Linked DNA regions of Homo sapiens: region 1 is linked to region 2. A link is a loop called in an ENCODE intact Hi-C map of the cell type or tissue named here. Cell type or tissue: heart left ventricle. All regions are shown on one strand. Links, peaks and the distances in the headings refer to the core of each region. The heading gives the core; the rest is flanking DNA.

What was found. A loop is a pair of places that touch in the nucleus more often than their neighbours do. Peaks named below come from ENCODE experiments on the same cell type or tissue, not always from the same donor. Only the 100,000 strongest peaks of a DNase experiment are listed, where the experiment ranks them.
Region 1: it touches region 2 in a loop (10-fold over the local background); 2 of 110 quality-filtered maps call a loop at or near these places.

What each region holds. Positions count from the first base shown.
Region 1 is chr17:3,583,482-3,586,382 of GRCh38, reverse strand. TRPV1 (transient receptor potential cation channel subfamily V member 1) reads left to right here. Exons shown (of 17, transcript NM_080704.4): 9 at 457-615. Among named protein-coding and RNA genes, the nearest start is that of TRPV1, 24 kb to the left of the region's middle. In heart left ventricle, for the core only: no CTCF peak of the experiment used is centred there; no DNase peak of the experiment used is centred there.
Region 2 is chr17:3,528,730-3,531,630 of GRCh38, reverse strand. TRPV3 (transient receptor potential cation channel subfamily V member 3) reads left to right here. Exons shown (of 18, transcript NM_145068.4): 9 at 1,428-1,604; 10 at 2,636-2,794. Among named protein-coding and RNA genes, the nearest start is that of TRPV3, 28 kb to the left of the region's middle. In heart left ventricle, for the core only: no CTCF peak of the experiment used is centred there; DNase peaks (open chromatin) are centred at 1,290 and 1,610; H3K27ac peaks cover 1,715 bases.

The DNA.
Region 1 (2,901 bases), core at 273-2,772, 55 kb before region 2:
TTCCCTGCCTCCCTGCCGCCCTGCCTGACCCAGGGCTGGAAACGTGAGAAGTGAGGACCCAGAGGCTCTTTCCTGCCTGCCCTGAGCCCCTCATGCCCAGGCTCTGCCTAAGCCAACTACTTCCCATTACTGTGGGCTCTCGGGAGGGAGTTATTAGACACAACGGGCAGTGCGGTGGGCCATTAAGTGAGCACTTAAGAGCTTGTCCAGTTTCACCCCATTCACTGCACCTCTGGGGACACTGAGGCCAAGAGGGCAGGTCCCTCCGTGAGCCGCGGCAGTGCTGGGACCAGCCCCAGGCTATGGCTGCCGGCTGGCTCAGACCTCCCATCTCACCTGCTCCGTGGGCTGAGGACTGTGCGGGCCACATGGCTGTGAGGGGCACCACGGGCTGGTGTGGGCGTGCGAGGAGTTCCTGCTGCAGGAGGGAACCTCACTTCTCTCCCCACCCCCTAGAATCGCCACGACATGCTCTTGGTGGAGCCGCTGAACCGACTCCTGCAGGACAAGTGGGACAGATTCGTCAAGCGCATCTTCTACTTCAACTTCCTGGTCTACTGCCTGTACATGATCATCTTCACCATGGCTGCCTACTACAGGCCCGTGGATGGCTTGGTGCGGCCAGAGGCTCAGGCCTCGTGGGCGAGGGTGTGGGTGGTGGGGAAGGGGTGTGGACATTTCGGGAGACCTCCCCGACCCCAGGCCCAGGCTCTGCCCTGGACTCCTTCCCAGCTTGCGGGAGCGATGGATGGAGAACGTGGAGAACCTCGTATCCCTGCGCCCATCTCCCCTGCCTCAGGCTGTACAGGAGACCCGCCCCCTTCCCGCTTCTCAGTTCCTCTCCTTTAACCTTGAGGTCCTGTGGGGCTGAGTGTGTGGTGACTCAGGTCCCTGATTGTAGACGGGGTGTACTCGGTTAGAAAGCATGCAGGGGCCGGGCATGGTGGCTCATGCCTGTAATCCCAGCACTTTGGGAGGCTGAGGTGGGCAGATCACCTGAGGTCTGGAGTTTGAGACCAGCCTGACCAACATGGTGAAACCCCGTCTCTACTAAAAACACCAAATTAACTGGGTGTGGTGGAGCCTGCCTGTAATCCCAGCTACTCAGGGAGGCTGAGACAGGAGAATCGCTTAAACCTTGGAGGCAGAGGTTGTGATGAGCTGAGATGGCACCACTGCACTCCAGGCTGGTCAACAAGAGTGAAACTCTGTCTCAAAAAAAAAAAAAGAAAAATCACGCAGGAATTTGGGCTCGGGACAGGGCTCACCCCTGGCCTGGGGGTCCCCAGGGATGTGGGCTGGTGTCTAAGCCCAGAGCCCACCATCATCCTGCTTGCCTGCCCTCTTTCATTCACTCACTTGCTCATTATTCATTCCCTGGATTTAGACTTTTGAGCAGCTCTGTGCCAGGCCCTGGGCCATCCATCAAATCAGCCTAAGACCAGCCTTTTTCCTCTGCCAAGAGCCAAGACTTCATCAAACTTCTGGACTTAGTCCTTCGTGTCTGATACCCAGGACACTTAATTTGCTGCTTTTGTTTCCAGGGCACTTTACAAGTTTACTTACTTACTTAATTTTTGTTTTTTTGAGATGGAGTCTCGCTCTATCACCCAGGCTGGAGTGCAGTGGCGCAATCTCTGCTCACTGCAACCTCCACCTCCCGGGTTCAAGTGACTCTTCTGCCTCGGCCTCCCGAATAGCTGGGACTACAGGCACCCACCAACATGCCAAGCTTATTTTTATATTTTTAGTAGAGATGGGATTTCACCGTATTGGCCAGGCTAGTCTTGAACTCCTGACCTCAAGTGATCGCCTGCCTCGGCCTCCCAAAGTGCTTGGATTACAGGTGTGAGCCACCGTGCCCGGCTGCACATTTACTTTAAAAACTCAACTTCATAATTGCATGAAACCCGATTTCTGTCCACCTATTAAGGCCACATAATGACTTCCTTTTTTTTTTATTTTATTTTTTTTTTTTTTGAGACAGAGTCTCTCTCTGTTTTCCAGGCTGGAGTGCAGTGGTGTGATCTCAGCTCACTGCAAGCTCTGCCTCCTGGGTTCACGCCATTCTCCTGCCTCAGCCTCCCTCTTTTTTTTTGTTTTTTGTTTTTTGTTTTTTGAGACAGAGTCTCGCTCTGTTGCCCAGGCTGGAGTGCAGTGGCGCCACCTTGGCTCACCGCAACCTCTGGCTCCGGGGTTCAAGTGATTCTTCTGTCTCCCAAGTAGCTGGGATTACAGCCATGAGCTACCACGCCTGGCTAATTTTGTATTTTTAGTAGAGATGGGGTTTCTCCATGTTGGTCAGGCTGGTCTCGAACTCTCGACCTCAGGTGATCCGCCCGCCTCGGCCTCCCAAAGTGCTGGGATTACAGGCGTGAGCCACTGCACCCGGCCAGTGACTTCTTTTTAAGAGAAAAATGTGCTGGTAAGGCAAGCTGATGAACTAGTGCTTAGGAAATGTGGATGGTGACCCACTCCAGGAAATGGCCACTGAAATACAAGGGTGACACCCACAAGTGTGTGTGGCACAGTCTCTCCCTCCATGGTCAGTGGGAGTCCCTGACACTCGTGGGAGACTGGCCATGGGCTGGGGTGGCAGCGGGATGTGTATGGCGTGGGGTCCATGAGAGTGCTTCCACCTCTCCATCACCCTGCTGTCCATCACTCTGCTCCCAGCCAGGAGGAGCTCTGGGCCTGCCGGGACATTGCTTGGGAGGCGGCACAGCATTGTAAGATGCTCCGCTTGGCACCTGCAGGCTGCCACTTTGGGGAATCAGGCCCACAGAGGGGCCTCCTTGCGGGCGCTCCCCTAATAACACACTGTCTTTGTGTGTCCTTCCCCTGATGGAGGCTGTGCCTCCTGGGCAGGGACTATGGCTTCATGGACCTGGTCCATGTTTG
Region 2 (2,901 bases), core at 268-2,767:
CTGCCACCCCAGCCCAGGGAGGAGGCTTCCTGCATGGAGCATGGTCCCAGGACCCCCTTGTTTTCTAGGGGACAGTGTGCCCGCTGTGGCCGGCCCGGGGGAGGCACCTGTCTCCCGCTTCCCTCCTCTGTTCCGTGTCCTCCAGAAAACTTTTCTGGATGCTGCCCAGCTTGGCCACCGTCCTGGGGCTTTTATAGGCTGGGGTGCGGGGCGGAGAGACCTGGCCTTATCCCTAGAAGCTCTCTGCCTGGGCTCTCATGACAGATGGGATGGGAACCCAGTGGGTCTTGTGAGGCCAGGTCTCTGACACTGTCCTTCCCAACAGTCCCTTCCTCTTGGGTCTTGAGTTGGTGTCCTAGGAAGTCCATGTCTCATCCTGGGGTAACCCAGGGCTCAGCTTTTTGGAAGTAGGAAGCCAGAGACAGCAGCTCTGTGTCCAGCCTGCACTTTGGAGCCAACCAGGAAGCTTCACAAATACAGACTCCTGGGTCCCACCCTGGATATTTCGATTTCATCAGTTGATGCTGTGGGAATTTTTGGTTTTTTTGTTTGTTTGTTTTGTTTTGTTTTTTTTGAGACTAGAGTCTCACTTCATTGCCCAGGCTGGAGTGCAGTGGCGCAATCATGGCTCACGGCAACCTCCACCTCCCAGGTTCAAGCGACTCTCCTGCCTCAGCCTCCTGAGTAGCTGGGGTTACAGGCGCCTGCCACCACACCCAGCTAATTTTTGTATTTTTAGTAGAGACAGGATTCCACCATGTTGGCCAGGCTGGTCTCGAACTCCTGACCTCAAATGATCCACCCGCCTCGGCCTCCCAAAGTGCTGGGATTACAGGCGTGAGCTACTGCACCTGGCCATGCTGTGGGAATTTCTAAGTTTCCCAGCAGCCCTAACATGCAGCAGAGTTTGAGGATCACTGGCCTACCGAAGTCCCACGGGCCTCCCTGTAGGGCGTGGTGTCTCTCGTCACCACCTGCCTGGCCAGAGTGGTGAGCCACAGCTGGAGGAGTCTTGGCTTAGGGTGGGCTGGGGACGCTGAGAACACTTCTGGCTTCTTCTCAAGTCCAGAGCAAATGGAAACTGTTTCTAAAAAATCATCAGTGCCTGGATTTTTCACCGAACCGGGTCCCCAGCTGGCGTGAGGCATTTCAAGCTGATTGTGCAGCTTGCTGCAGCCTGCGAAGAACCTTCACACCCTTTGTCCCTGGTATTCACAACCCCCAGTGAGATGGGCGGAACAGCAAGCTTTGTGCGCATTCCACAGATAAAGACGGGGCCCAGGGGCCATGGCGCCAGGCGCAGAGGCAGGTCTCCACCCATTCTGGGCGGGTGTATCCCCTGGGCCCAGCCAGCCTCTGGCTGGTCCAGCCCTGTTGGCCTTAAGCCCCTGTTCTGCAGCTGATGGTTGTTCCTCCTCCTGTCCCAGATCCTGAAGTACATCCTCAGTCGTGAGATCAAGGAGAAGCGGCTCCGGAGCCTGTCCAGGAAGTTCACCGACTGGGCGTACGGACCCGTGTCATCCTCCCTCTACGACCTCACCAACGTGGACACCACCACGGACAACTCAGTGCTGGAAATCACTGTCTACAACACCAACATCGACGTGGGTCTCCTGCACAGGCGGGGAAGGGCAGGGAGAAGAGGGCTGGACCTCAGGCCAGGGGCTGAGAGGACGCTGGGAAGACCCAGTGCTGCCAGCTCCATCCCTCGGCATCTGCATACCCCACTCTGTTGCCTCAGTGAGCAGAGTCAGGCACAGAAAAGGCGAGGCCTGGGACAGATGCTGGGCCCGACTCTTCCTGATTGACCTTGGACTGTAGACCTGAGTGGTGGTGGCGGGGGCGGTGGGCGGGAGGTCTTCTGGACCGAGTATCCAGGGCTGTTTGGGTGTGGGTGTGGGTGATGGGGTGATTGGGGTTGATCCTTTCCATATTGTTTCTCTCCCACCCCCCGTTGGTGTATACGGCCAGGCTTAGAATTCTTTCTTCCCCAAAACCTGGTCCCAAATGAGGGTCAGAGAGTGCACTGAGGAGCAATCGGGGGGCCTTCCTGGAGGAGGCTAGAGGGGAGAGTTCGGTGCAACTGGAGGTGAAGAGAGGAGCAGCTATGAGAGGTGTTCAGCTCTTGGGGGCAGTGAGGCAGCAGGCTGGGTCTTCCTCCTTCATACTTTACTAAGAGTCATGCTTCCCAGAGTCCCCTTGCCTTGGGTCTTCCCAGACCCTCACAGCAGCCTGGTTGGTAGGGCAGGGATTGTTAGCAGTTTTATAGGTGAGGAGTCTGAGGCCCAGAGAGGGTCAGGGTCTGTCCTAAAGTCACACAGCAAAGGAGGAGCAAACTGGGGCTGGAACCCCTGCCACCACCTCCTGCCCGCTTCTATCCTCCACTTTCTGCTGTGCATCGGGTCCTCCTGCTGCAAGCCCGGGCTCCTGCGGCCTCTGACTGCTGCCCTAGTACCCTGGGGAGGAGCCTCAGGAGCCGGAAATCACCCTCCCAGCATTTCCAACCAGACCAGTCCATCGGGCATAATGATGGGCCCCTTCTGCAGCACTGACTCAGAGCTCCCGCAGGCCTTTAGAAAACGGTCCCTCCCTCTCTCCCTCATCTCCATGGTGACTGGTGGCATTCTACCCCTAGAACCGGCATGAGATGCTGACCCTGGAGCCGCTGCACACGCTGCTGCATATGAAGTGGAAGAAGTTTGCCAAGCACATGTTCTTTCTGTCCTTCTGCTTTTATTTCTTCTACAACATCACCCTGACCCTCGTCTCGTACTACCGCCCCCGGGAGGAGGAGGTACGTGGGCCCCTTGGAGGGGGAAAATGGGGCCGTCAGAGCTGGAGGGGCTTGGAGCTGCCCCACGTGCAGGTGGGAAAACTGAGGCCCAGAGAGACCAGGAGATT